Regions from separate parts of the Homo sapiens genome. Here region 2 is linked to region 1. The links are chromatin loops, found by intact Hi-C in ENCODE. Cell type or tissue: Calu3. All regions are shown on one strand. Each heading gives the region's core, and the rest is flanking DNA. Links, peaks and the distances in the headings are about the cores only. Region 1 overlaps FBXL13 (F-box and leucine rich repeat protein 13). Region 2 holds the start of FAM185A (family with sequence similarity 185 member A).

Region 1 (8,772 bases), core at 2,459-4,958:
TAAGCTAATTCCCACAGTGGTGGAAAGAGTATCTCAGAGTTCTGAGAGACAGAAATGAAGAATACAAGGAGAGTGAGGGATCGCAAGGCAATACTTAGTTTTCCTACAATTTCTACCTATCTTCAGGTGACTTAAAAAAAAAAAAACCTCTGAATTTCTAAAATATATTTTTCCTGAATCTTAATGATGAAATGTAAATATCTTCATCTCTATTTCTCCAAGATAGATTTCTATGAAAATATAGAATCAAAAGGTATATATTACAGATCTTCATACATATCTCAAAACTGTTTTCCCAAAAGGTATTATCAATGTATAATCTCATCCCAAATGGATAAATGCTCAGAGAGCTCAGGAGACAAGCTCAGGCTAGGGACAGCCTCAGAGTTACAGCTCCAAGTGGTTGAAGCCATTGAGGTGTTTTCAACTAGCACGTGGTAGAGACCCAGCAAATATTTGCTGATAGAATGTCCTAGTGTATCCCCCTCAGCTGACCACTCTTGCTGTTCCCCAGGAGAAAAGACTGGCTGGTGTCAAGAGCCTCATCTGTTCAAAAAATTAAGTTACTTGTTTAACTTGAATTGAACATAGAATCCAGTAGTCTTTAAGTTGGACATGTGAATCTCCAAGAGCCCACAAAGACTTTTGAAGGATTACATGGGCAAGAATAGTATAACGGAGTCCACTTTCAGATCTTCACCTTTCCTATGCAGGTTGGCCTTCTATATCCATGGGTCCTGCATCCATAGATTCAATCAACCACAGATCAAAAATATTTGAAAAAAAGTTTTATCTGCACTAAACACATACAGAATGTTTCCTCTTGTCATTATTCCCTAAATGAAACAGTATACCATCTACTTACATAGCATTTACATTGTATTAGATATAAGTAATCTAAAGATGATTTAAAGTATAGAAGAGGATGTGTATAGGTTATATACAAATGCTATGCCACTTTTTATCAGCCAACATCAGTCTCCAAGGAAGGTCTTGGAACCAATCCCCCATGGATACTGAGGGATTACTGTATTCTTTACTTAAACTGATCTGCCTGAGGACACAGTTTGCTATTTTCTTTTTCTACTTTTCTCTTTCACAATGGCTCTTCCTCCCACTCTAGAAAATAAAGCCCTCTATCACATCCATCTGGAATCTTACTATAAAGAAAACTGAAGCAGAGAGATTTGGAAATTTTCTCAGTCACCCAGTTAACAATTGGTGAAGCCTAGAATCAAACTTAGGCTTTTTTTTTTTTTTTTTTTTTCTGTAGAGACAGTCTCTCACTATGTTGCCCAGGCTAGTTTCAAACTCCTGGCCTCAAGGAATCCTCCTGCCTCACACTGCCAAAGTGCTGGAATTACAGTCATGAGCCATCATGTGGGGCCTAGGAAGGTCTTACAAATAAGAAATAATCCCCTCATCTTGCTTCAGATGCTTTAGGTTTCAAGTAACAAACTCAACTTAATACGTACTCTATTAGCTCCTACAAGAAATTCAAAGGTAGATGAAGCTTCAGTGTGGGTTTAACCCAGTGGCTTACTGATGTCACTAGGGCCTGGTTTCTTTCCATTTCCCCAACTGGCCTTTTGTGGAATCCACTTCATGCTAAAATTCTCTCTCCTTGTGGCCACACAGGTAATTGCCAATGTTCCCAGGACTAAGTGCTTCCCCATCAACATCCAGAGAGGGTATATCCAACCAGCATCCTGATCTAAATCAGCTTGGATTACATATTGCCCTCCCCCATGACCCTATACCTTCTGCCTCCCTGTCGTTACAAACATTATGGCCAGGGAAACTGAATGCACCGGTTGTTGCAAGCCAGTTGGGGTCCAACCCCAGAGATGGGGATAGACAGTTTTCTTGAAGCAAATGGGCTAGGTGAGGGAAGAGACAGCGTATAGAATAAGAATGTAGGAAATATTAGGAAGAGGGAAGTAGATGCTACGTAGGCAACTTGTAAATGCCCAGTAGACATCTGCTCCTGGAGAACATGGGAAAGGAAGAAGAAAAGGGGGTAATTACAGTAATTGAGATCCACTTACTGAGTGATGCTGTTGTGATCTATATCTTTTTAGAGACTGCTTTGAGATCCAACTTGATCTGACTCCCCTTATATGAACAAGCCAAGTATGGCAGATTATATTTTCCACAATGGCCATAACAGTATCTCCCATCCTCCATGTTCTTTTTGCAATGTGCCTTTGTTATACCTCCCATCATGAAATGGGTTCCATGTTCCCTCCCCTTGAATCTAAGTGAAAATAATGTTGACTTCCAAATCTAGATCATAAATAATGGTATAACTTCTACCTGGTTCTCTCTGGGGAGGTTTGGTCTTAGAAATCAGCTACCATACTGTGAGGAAGTCTAAGCAGCCCATGGGCAGGTCCAGATGAAGAGGAACCAAGCCTACTGGTTCACAGACCTGGCTGAACTCCCAGCCAACAGCCAGCACCAACTTGCTAGGCATGCAAAAGAAGATATCATCTTAAAAGTGGATCTTCCACCCCCTGCAAAACCTTGCCAAAATTTCAAATTTTTAAGCAAACTAAGTGATTCCTGTTGTTGTAAGCCACCAAGTGCTTTAACTGGTTGCATGTCACATGGCAATAGATAATTGACACACCAAACAAACAGAAAATGACTACACAGCCAAATCAAATCTGTCATTCCATCCATCCCTAGCAACATACATTCTGAAAAAAAAAGCCTAGCCATAACTATCTTTCATTTTAGATTTTTAAATTTCAAACATTTAGAAACAGTAGTATAGGGAACACTTATGTACCTATCACCCAGTTTCAACAATAATTATTCTGTGATTTTTGTATCATCTATATATCTACCCATTTCTACCTATTCTCAATTATAATTTAAGGTAAAATTTATATTATTTCAAATGCATAAATCTTATTAGTATAATTTTGATAATGAAAATACCCACACCCCGGGTGTGGTTTCTTTCCAACTCTCCGGAAAGTTCTCATGTCCCTCTCCAGTTAATCCTCCTGTATCACTCAGAGTCCAGTCAAGAGACAGAAATCACACCCGTGTTTTGAATAAAGAACAATTTATTCTATCTCATAAAGAGATTCTAATAAAGAATGCAATTCAAAGAATTACTAACTAGTAAAAAGAGAGTAACTACTAAGAGCAAAAGAGAACACTAAAGGACACCCTGTGGCTCAGACAGAGTACCCAAAGATGAAATAACCTTGGAAGGAGGGCAGCCACCTCCCCAAGGCTGAGATTCAGAGAATGTGGAGTGTGGCTGAGGTATAGTGGGGAAGTCCATTAGGTTGCCCTGAGACAGAGATAGTTCTCAGCCATGATGGTCCAAGGCTTGGTGAACAGGACCCCACCAGCTCACACTAGTGAGCAGACGCCCCCTGCTGGGGTGCCAATGGGCTGAGGCTGGTGAGCAAAACTTGCTGAAGAGTGGGCACCACTGGGTGCACCACACACATGCTCCTGGAAGCTGTGTCATGTGAACAAGAAGTGAGGAAGCACACAGGAACCAGGAACTGAAGTCCCTCTCCCTCCAGGGTCCCTCCAGCACTGACAAGGCTTAACAACATGCTAGCCCAAAGCAATGCCAAGGTCTAGATCATGACACCAGTCCAGCTTCTAGGTGTCAAGGGCTACTTTTCTCCTCCTCAATATTTCTGCAGTATTATAATCAGCTGTCTAGTTTTATGGGGAAAAAAATTTTAGACTTTAACTAAAATTGCATTGAATTTATACATTTTCTGGGAAGACATTACATGTTGTTATTTTCCCATTCATAAACACAGCAGAGTACTTCATTTCTTTAGGTCACCTTAAACATCTTTCAATAAAATTTTACAAATTCCTCCAAACAGGTCTTTCACATCTTGTCCTAAGAAACCTTATATTTTTTGTGGCTATTATGAATGTAATTTCTTTTTTTTTTTTTGAGACAGAGTCTTACTCTGTTGCCCAGGCTGGAATGTAGCGGTGCGATCTCGGCTCACTGCAAGCTCTGCCTCCCGGGTTCACACCATTCTCCTGCCTCAGCCTCCTGAGCAGCTGGGACTACAGGCGCCCGCCATCACGCCCAGCTAATTTTTTTTGTATTTTTAGTAGAGACGAGGTTTTACCTTGTTAGCCAGGATGGTGTCAAGCTCCTGACCTCATGATCCACCCGCCTCAGCCTCCCAAAGCGCTGGGATTACAGGCGTGAGCCACTGCGCCCAGCCTATGAATGTAATTTTTAAAAGCTACTGTTTAAAACTTTGGTTCTAGTGAATTGAAATGCAATTGATTTTTTAATATTCAGTGGAAGAATTTTGTGAGGATTTTTTTTTTTTTTTTTGAGATGGAGTTTCGCTCTCATTGCCCAGGCTGGAGTGCAATGGCGTGATCGCAGCTCACCGCAACCTTCGCCTCCTGGGTTCAAGAGACTCCCCTGCCTCAGCCACTCGAGTAGCTGGGATTAAAGGCATGCGCCACCACGCCCAGCTAATTTTGTATTTTTAGTGATCTTTCTCCATGTTGGTCAGGCTGGTCTTGAACTCCAAACCTCAGGTGATCTGCCCGCCTCGGCCTCCCAAGAATTTTTTTTTTTTTGTCTACTCTTTCACTGTGGGTGTAATGGAATTGTCAGAAACTGAAAATACTAGGAAATGTAGGACTATGGATATTGAGAGCCCATTTGACAACTGAGGATTGAATTTAAAGTGACACAATTCAGTTTAATTGTGTGTTCTTCCTTTAAATAATGTTCAGTTGCTCAGGGGTAAGCACGGACTGCTGGATATTTGAGTTTTACCAGGGATGGGTGTTTGTCACATCAATAGGACAGAGGGAGAAACAGGTAAAGGAGATAATCGTATTTGAAAGTGATCATAATGATGGTGTGGTGGCATTTTAAAAGCATGTCTGCAAATGATATTTCTTACATAAAGAGGTGGGGTTTAATTCCTCTCCTCTTGAATATGGATTAGTCTTAATAATCCACTTGTAATGAAGAGAATACAGTGAAAGTGATGTTGAGTAACTTCTGGGGCTAGGTTATAAAAGGAGATTTTACTTGGCTCTGTCTCTTGGACACCTGTTTTGGGACCCAGCCTCCACGCTGTGAGGAAGCTCAAGCTACATGGAGATGTTACACATAGATGTTCTACCTGTCAGTCTCAGGAGAGGTCCTCATCGACAGCCAGCATCAACTGCCAGGCATGTAGGTAAGGAAGCCTTCAAGATGATTTTAACCTCAGCCACTCTGACATGTAAGTGCATGAGGGATCTCAAGCAATAATATTCTGTCAACTCCCATAACTGTGAGAGGCAATAATAAAATGAATACTGTTATTTTAAATCACTAAATGTTGTAAAGACATTTAGGTAATAGACATCCACAATAATGATGAACCAAGGAATCTAAGATGGGTAAAGAGAGAAATAAGGACATAAGAGTAATATTTGACAGTGCAAAGATAATTGAATGAAATGGTGGTTTGAGTCAGTTGAAGAAGTGCTAGTGTAGAAGCTCCAATGTGAGTGAGCTAAGAAATTAAGAGATAAGTGGATGAAGAAATGGAGATTTCAGAGATGGTACAGCAATTTAGGATAAAATGGTTAAGAGTATGACCATAGAAGGACATGACTGAGGAACGGTGAAAGCAAAGATAACTGGAAGAAAGGTCAAGGATGTGAACGGAACATCCCTGTGAATACTGCGGGCACAAGAACAATGACAGGAGTAGAGAAAAAGGAAGATGGTGAGCCAGATGCTAATGCTACCAACAAAACATAGAGATTGGTACATAATGAAGACAGTGAGTGCTAAATCTGATGTTATGAACTACAAAGAAGCTGAGACTTTAGAAAAAGGAGGGAAGATACATAGTTTGGAAGTGGAAATGGGGAGCCAAGGAAGACACCTAACCTATCTCTAGATCTGAGGTAAACTGAGGAGTGAAACAAGACAGTCTCCCTAGGATTTCATATCTGAGTAGGATGTGGAAAGTCACCATGGTCCAATGACCCTGCTACAACAACTAGAAAAAAACAGACACATTACAAAAATCACATTTAAAAAAGATATTGGCGAGCCATGGAATTCCAGGGGAAGGAAATTTTTCTGAAGTGAGCTGACAATGCACAGCTGCTTTTTTTCCCTGGGAACGTGTGCCAGCTCTGGGTAGGAAAGAGGACAGGGCTGGGCCCAGGCAGAGAAAGTCTACAAATGGGAAGAGAAACCAATAGGCTTATGGTGGTGGCACGGGGGTAACATGACAGGTTAGAAACTTGAGGTGCCCCAAGTGTGGCCACTGTCTCCCATAAGGCAGTGAGTTCTGGGAGTGTTCACACAGGAGGCTGAGGAGCTAGAACATCAACTCCTACAAGGCAGAGTGAGTCTTTCATAATCTCAGGGAAGGAAGAGGAAGCCTGCCTCAAACATACAGCCAGCATAACCTTCAATGTACTTGCCAGATTTTAAAGTTGAGGGCCCACGGCCACCACGCCATCTGGGAAGTAAGGAGCACCTCTGCCCAGCCGCCCCACCATCTGGGAAGTGAGGAGCGCCTCTGCCCGGCCGCCCCACCGTCTGGGAAGTGAGGAGCACCTCTGCCCGGCCGCCCCACCACCTGGGAAGTGAGGAGCACCTCTGCCTGGCTGTCGCCCCCTCTGGGAAGTGAGGAGGCCCTCTGCCCTGCCGCCCCACTGTCTGGGAAGTAAGGCGCACCTCTCCCTGGCTGCCCCACAGTCTGGGAAGAGAGGAGCGCCTCTGCCCAGCCGCTGCACCTTCTGGGAAGTGAGGAGCGCCTCTACCTGGTTGCCGCCCCATCTGGAAAGTGAGGAGCGCCTTTGCCCGGCCGTTGTGCAACCCTCGAAGTGTGAAGTGGCAGCCTTGTGTGTGATTTTTATGCCCTCCCCAAGTTTGCATTTTTGATATTAAAGTTTACTTTTAAAAGTTTTAAATTGGGGAATATATATACATATATAAAAGTTGAGGGCCTAGAAGGGAAACTAAAGAGCTAAGCTTAAATACCTCCGAAGAGCAGAACCAAATCTCTCACAATCTTTCAGTCTGAGGAGACAGAGACTGGCTAGCTTCTCAATCAAAAGCCCAGAAGAGCTATGCCTGAGGAATAGGGATGAACCAGATGTAAACCGAACCCAAATAAATCCACAGTCCAAGCTCAACACAGATCAGTCCCTTCCTGGACTGAGGTCATGAGCTCTGTACCCTATACAGAGGAAAGGACGAACCTTTGCTGGCGAAAGAGTATATCATCTGGAACTTCTATTGTTCTTTTCTCACACAATGTCCAATAAAAATAAGAAATTACTAGGTATGGGCTGGGCGCGGTGGCCCACGCCTGTAATCCCAGCACTTTGGGAGGCCGAGGCAGGTGGATCATGAGGTCAGGAGATCGAGACCATCCTGGCTAACACGGTGAAACCCCGTCTCTACTAAAAATACAAAAAAATTAGCCGGGCATGGTGGCAGGCGCCTGTAGTCCCAGCTACTCGGGAGGCTGAGGCAGGAGAATGGCGTGAAGCCAGGAGGCGGAGCTTGCAGTGAGCCGAGATCCCGCCACTGCACTCCAGCCTGGGCGACAGTGCAAGACTCTGTCTCAAAAAAAAAAAAAAAAAAGAAATTACTAGGTATGTATGAAGGCAGGAAAATGTCTTGAATTATCAACAGAAGAAAATAAGCAATAGAAGCAGACCCACAAATGATCTGGATATTCAAGTTAACAAACAATGATTTAATTTTATGTATTTATTTTATTTATTTATTTTTTTAGAGACACAGTCTCACTCCATCACCCAGGCTGGAGTGTAATGGTGTGATCTCAGCTCACTGCAACCTCTGCCTCCTGGGTTCAAGCGATTCTCATGCCTCAGCCTCCCAAATAGCTGGAATTACAGGCGTGCACCACACCTGGCAAATTTTTGTATTTTTAGTAGAGACAGGGTTTCAGCTGGTCTCGAACTCCTGGCCTCAAGTGATCCACCCACCTCGGCCTCCCAAAGTGCTAGAATTACAGGCATAAGCAACAAACAATAATTTTAAAATAACAACCATCAACATGTGTGTTGATCCATTTTGCACGGCTATAAAGAAATACCTGAGGCCAGGTAATTTATAAAGAAAAGAGTTGTATGCGGCTCAGGGTTCTGCAGGGTGTACAAGAAGCATGGTGCCAGCATCTGCTCGGCTTCTGGCGAAGGCCTCAGGAAGCTTTTACTCACTGCAGAAGGCAAAGGGAGCCAGCATGTAACATGGGAAGAGAAGGAGTAAGAGAAACAGCTAGAGGGAGGCTCTTCTAAACAACCAGCTCTTGGGTGAACTAATAGAGGGAGAACTCACTAATTATCACAGGGGAGGGCACAAAGCCATTCTTGAGGGATCTGCCCACATGACTCAAATACCTCCCACTGGGCCCCACCTCCAACACTGGGGATCAAATTTTAACAGATTTGGAGAGAACAAATAAAGAAAACAGAAAAAGGCAAACTGAATGAAAAGATGCATAATTCTAATAATCAGAATTTATTTAAACATCAAATTGTCATTCTAGAACTGAAAAACATGTCTAAAATTAAGATTTCATTTGATGTATTTAAGAGTAGACTGGACACAGCATAAAACAAAATTAGTAAACTTGAAAACCATCAATGAAAAAGATCCAAACTTGAGCTCAAAAAGAAGAAAATGGGGAAAAAGCAGAAGAGATCAAAAGAGGCATGTAGAACAAGGTAAAGAAAAAGAAAAAAAAAGCTAACATATGT
Region 2 (5,636 bases), core at 1-2,500, 320 kb before region 1:
ATTATTCTGAATAATTATAACCAATGAAACACAAAGACAAGAAAAGAACTATTGCAGTGGGCCCTTGCTGAACCTGAGCTAGCACCTATAATGAGTGAGTCTTCACCAAAAGAATAAGGAGGGAGGAAGGACTAGAAGGACAGAAAAGAGGCAATGATAACTTAAGAGAACACTGAATTTTTAAAAATTTTAAAAAGGTAGTGGCTAGCAGAGAACCTGAGACTTGTACCCATGAGAACTTTAGCCCAGTCTATCTATCACGATAGCCCCAAGAATTCTGGTCATTGTACTTGGGTAAGGGCTTCTATTTTTTAAGGCACTTGCATTTTATGAAATGTTAGTGTTTGCAGGTGTCTTGGCTAAATAATTTAGGGAATACATTTTAGGAGGAAGTAGGGGCACAGAGGGGGAGAGAGAAACCAGGCAGGAAAGAAGAAAAAAAGAAAAAAGAAGAAAATAAATCTTTCTGTTCCCATTATTTTACTGCCTATAGAATTATAAAAGGTAAACACACACACACACACACACACACACACACACACACCCCTTATAGGGTCATTTAGAACCATCTTTCTTCATTTTAAAACTAAAGAAACAGGTCTAGGTGACACAGATGAAGCAGTGGCAGAGCCAGGAAAATAACCTGACCCTTGTCCCTGCTCTTTCCACCGCACCATGGTGACTCTCTTTTTTGTGTCTTTTTTTTTTTTTTCACTCTAAAACTGAGGATCATTTGTAGTCAAAGAGATCAATGCTATTCTCAAAACAAGTTCTGATCTCTCATAATTTTCTTGGTAACTCAGAATCAATGTTAAGTACGTTGAAATAAAAATACAGTTCTTTACACGGTAATTTTGTAGACTGTGCACCACGGTCCCATCCATTTTCTTACTTGATCCTTACAAAAACCCTTTGAGGCAAGGCAAGGAAGGTATTATTATCTACATTTTTAAAGTGAGCAAATTAAAACCCAAAGTAAGGTCACTTAGGGTCAGGACGGAGCAAGTACTCTATTCCTATATTTGGAATATAGGAGGGAATACACTTCCAAAGAGGCAATTCCCTCAAAAAGCACCAATCTTGCTCTTTACTTTCTTACCAAGGCATTCTCCATGCCCTGGAGATGCCCTCACTAAGTTAGTGAAGCTTGGATGTTGACATCCACAGAGGTTACTCCTAGTTTGCACCTAGTTGTCATCTTAAAAAGCGCAGTTTCTTACCCCTTCCCTTGGTCCTGATCCTTATTTAGGCTCCTATTTTTCTCTTTGGGATTTGGCGTCCTGGGTCTCACTCCAAAGCTCCACCCTCTCCAACCAAGAAGTCGCGTGCTTGGTATCCAAGGTGACCACGCAGCTTTACCCGCGTTGCCCCTTCCGTGCTTCCCATTGGCCAGTGGACTCCCATGTACCGCCCCTCCAATAGCCAATGGTCTTGAGACAAAGGGCGCCCGCCTTTCCAGCGATTCTAACACCTACCCTCTTACCCGTGCTCCCCTGCGCATTGCCTCCTGGGAAATGTGGTTTCTAAGAGGCAGAGCTCTGCGACTTAGAACTACCTATCCCGTCGGCCTTAGCGAAAGGGGGTGGACTTAGGCAAGGGGTCCAGGTCAGAGTTTAGAGCTTTCAAATCCCAACTTGCCCCTGGGGATTGCGCGGCTGATGTTTAGAACGCCTAGTCAAGCCAACCGGCTCGCTCTTGTTTCAGCAAACCCTGACTTACGTCTCCTATTTGACTTGAGGCGGCACAGTGGCCAAGTCGATTGGCCGTGGCAAGTGACCCTCCCTGTGGCTGAAGTGTTCTGAGGACTGGCGAGAGAGGCGCGCCATGCTTGCCCCCTGCTCAGGTTGGGAGCTTGGCTGCTTCCGTCTCTGTCTCCGTCAGGTCCGACTGTGGGCTGGCGCTGGGCGCTGGGCTTGCTGGGCTTGCCAAGCCAGGCCGTACAGCTCAGGTGGGAGCGAGCGCTGGCCCGGATCGGAGACTGAGGTCCCTCCGCCTGGCCCGGGGCGCCGAACTCTGAAGGAGTGGACACTGCAGGTGAGCCCGTTTGGTCGGCTGCGGGCGCGGCTCCCGTGCCACCTGGCCGTGAGGCCCCTGGACCCCCTCACCTACCCGGATGGCGACCGCGTGCTGGTCGCGGTGTGCGGCGTGGAGGGCGGCGTGCGGGGCCTGGACGGCCTGCAGGTGAAGTACGACGAGGATCTGGAGGAGATGGCCATTGTGTCTGATACTATCCACCCCCAGGCGTCCGTGGAGGTGAACGCGCCCCTGAAGTTTGGCAAGTGAAGTGAAGTGAAAACGGGTTTGGGTCCCAGGGAACGCACAGTGAACTTAATAAATGTGGTCGACGTGCACTTTTAATTGGTCCTGGCTCTCTAAACCTAATTTACAGTTGGCCCCTTCGGAAATGCACCTTTTCCTCTGTTCTGTTCTTGAGTGTCCGAGTAGTATTTAAAAATTAGGTTCCCAATTATAGAAATTTTATACATCGAATGGAAACATGATTTGGTATAATCCAGGTCAAATTCTATTTCTGGAGCCGCTTGTGTTCTCCTTTATCCCGTTGTCATTAGCAAACTGGCTTATTTTTCAAGGTTGAAGTTTCTTGACAATTCATTCAATGGTATGGCAGTCCATCTACATTTCATCTTGCTCACAGCCTGGGGGTCTGTCCCAAAACAGCCCTGTCAATAGGATGTTCCGGGTATCACCTGGTTTGAGTATTTGGTTTTAGACGGGCGCCCAGCTTCTTACTGTTATATTTCCATTCTTTTTGGCCTAAGTTTTCCATGAGTAGCAAGCTTTGAAGAAAAACACATGGTAAGCCTGCCTAGGAAGCTTCAATAATAATGCCTGCAAGATACCTTTCTTAGCTTTTCCTAAATGGCAAGCCACTGTGTACACACACTTTTCTAGGAAGGGCTCCCCAGACTGTCATTCTTCCTGGGACTGATGGAAGATATTGATGATGATGATGATAGTAATAATAATAGCATTTAGCATTTTTAAGATCATCTTTTATAATGCTTAGAGTTGCCCAAATAGTAGATGCCGTAGTCCTCCCTTATCCACCGTTTGGCTGTCTCAGTTTGTTACCTGCCTCAGCTGTTGTAGGAAAATATTAAGATATTTTGACAGATCACAGTAATATAACTTTTATTACAGTATATTGTTATAATTGCTGTATTTGTTATTATTGTTCATCTCTTACTATGCCTAGTTTATAAATTAAACTTGATCATTGATATGTATACAGGAAAAAACATAGAATATATAGGATTTGGTACTATTTGTGGTTTCAGGAATCAAGTGGGGGGGCGGGTCTTGCCTACTTTAAGAGAAATCATCAATATTTATGTTAATTCCAAATTAAATATCAGCGTTTTTAATTTTTAAAATTTGTATACAGAGATGCCTGCAGTTACATCTTAAATAGACAGCCAAGGATGGCATTTGTAATTCCTTATTTTCCAAACTTGCTTCATATACCACTGCCATTTGTCCACAATCTTGTGGGGTTTTTTGTTTGTTTGTTTTGGTTTTTTTTGAGACTGCATCTCACTCACTCTGCCACGCAGGCTGGAGTACAGGTGCACAATCATGGCCCACTGCAGTCTTGACTTCACGGTTTTAAGCAATCTTCTCGCCTCCACCTCCTGAGTAGCTGGGACTACAGGTGCATGCTACCATGCCCGGCTAATGTTTTTGTTTTTTTGTAGAAATGGAGTTTTGCTACATTGTCCAGGCTGGTCTTGAACTCCTGGGCTTCAAGCAATCCTCCTTCCTCGGCCTCCCAAAGTGCTGGTATTACAGGCATGAGCCACTGCTCATGGCCTAATCTTGTAGTTTTAATAGTATATATTAGCTTTTTCAAAGTTGTTCCCATTTTTAAAAAATTACTTCAAATACCTGTGATATAGTTGCATGGTAATATTTTCATTTTTTAAGTATGAAAGGTTAGACATAGGATTTGAAAACCTAAGTCATGATCATATATACTGGGGAAGAGGCTTCTACAGTCTTTCACAGGAGTACTTAACAGAATCGTAGTCTCCTTTACTTCCCATCTATGTTAGTTCTCTTTAGGTGATTTAGGCCAGTAGAAATAACTGCTCTGTTTCTAAAAACGGGCAGAAAGGCTATTGTTTTTGGTCCCGTTGCTGTGGTAGAAGACCCCTTACCTTTACAGTATGCACTTTCCAGGATTCAGCAATATTACGGACATAACTGAGGAGTTGGGTTTCTAGGTTAAAATGCTTTGGAGCTTATAAACTGCAGTACTAACTTGCTTTTTTCTTTTTTTACTTCTAGGTTTAGATATCAAGTCATCAGGGTCTGGCTGTGTAAAAGTTCAAAGTATTGAGGGTGATAATTGCAAAATTGAAACAGAGCATGGGACTAGTATCTTGCAGTCTGTTAAGGTATAGCATTTTTCTAATTTTATTTCACTATTATTTTTTTAAAAGCCTTAAGCTATGAATCGTACTATCAAACTCAAGAGATTCTTCTGTTTTTCAGAACATTGTCATTCATTCATCTCTCAGAAAGTCCTTGGCAAACATTTTGCCTTGAAATCAGTTCTAGTAAAGTACAGAGGTTATAGCAGTTTTGAGGTTTTGCCTCAAATTTCTTTTGGATTTAATTTCAAAGTGTACAGTGAAACTAATAGTATTTTCCTAGTATTCTGAAATCTTACTAAAGAAATTTTAGTTTCCACAAATGATTTTCTTCCATTTTATTAAAGAGTAAGGAAGAATCTTTATGCACTATAAATGTGCTTAAATATTAGATGACTTTAATCACATTTTTAATGTACCAGGTAGCTCATTACTTAAGGATTAAGTAGTTATTTGTGCAAAGTAACATATGATTCATCTTGTTTTGTAATTAAAATTTTTTTTTTTTTTTTTGAGATGGAGTCTTACTCTGTCACCAGGCTGGAGTGCAGTGGTGCAATCTCAGCTCACTGCAACCTCTGACTCCCTGGTACAAGCAATTCTCCTGCCTCAGCCTCCCAAGTAGCTGGGATTACAGGCATGCACCACCACACTCAGTTAATTTTTGTATATTTAGTAGAGACAGGGTTTCACCATGTTGGCCAGGCTGGTCTCGATCTCCTGACCTCGTGATCCGCCTGCCTTGGCCTCCCAAAGTGCTAGGATTACAGGCATGAGCCACTGCGTCCGGCTGTAATTAATTTTTTTTTTTTTTTTTAGTGTTTTCTTTGTAGAGACAGTGTCTCACTGTATTGCCCAGGCTGGTCTTGCACTCATGGGCTCAAGTGATCCTCCTGCCTTGGGCTCATGAAGTGCTGGGATTACAGGTGTGAGTCACCATGACTGACCTATATTTAATTTTTTAAAGATTAGACTGGTGTTAGCTGTAAATAGTTTGAAATACCTCTCTGATAGGTGCTAGCTTATTGTTACTCTTAGTGCTTCTTGCATTTGCATAGTCAAAACTTGATACTTTTGTGAACTTTGAAAGCATGCAATTTTGTTGAAGTCAGTCATCTTTGCTTCATAATTGCAAAATATTTTCATTTTTAGATTTCTAAACACTAGTTAGAATAATTTGATGCATTTTTAATTTTTACATATTTTTTCTTTCATCCACCTTTATTTGCGTATCTGCCATCA

What was found. A loop is a pair of places that touch in the nucleus more often than their neighbours do. Peaks named below come from ENCODE experiments on the same cell type or tissue, not always from the same donor. Only the 100,000 strongest peaks of a DNase experiment are listed, where the experiment ranks them.
Region 2: it touches region 1 in a loop (8-fold over the local background); 56 of 110 quality-filtered maps call a loop at or near these places.

What each region holds. Positions count from the first base shown.
Region 1 is chr7:103,062,467-103,071,238 of GRCh38, forward strand. All of the region lies in intron 1 of FBXL13 (F-box and leucine rich repeat protein 13), which reads right to left. Among named protein-coding and RNA genes, the nearest start is that of FBXL13, 7.9 kb to the right of the region's middle. RefSeq lists a silencer at 3,236-3,530. In Calu3, for the core only: a CTCF peak has its summit at 3,409 (motif pointing left); a DNase peak (open chromatin) is centred at 3,395.
Region 2 is chr7:102,747,384-102,753,019 of GRCh38, forward strand. FAM185A (family with sequence similarity 185 member A) reads left to right here and starts at 1,616. Exons shown (of 8, transcript NM_001145268.2): 1 at 1,616-2,275; 2 at 4,309-4,418. The coding sequence starts at 1,825. It also overlaps the pseudogene RASA4DP. RefSeq lists silencers at 1,306-1,395, 1,436-1,605 and an enhancer at 1,339-1,633. In Calu3, for the core only: no CTCF peak of the experiment used is centred there; DNase peaks (open chromatin) are centred at 1,438 and 1,888.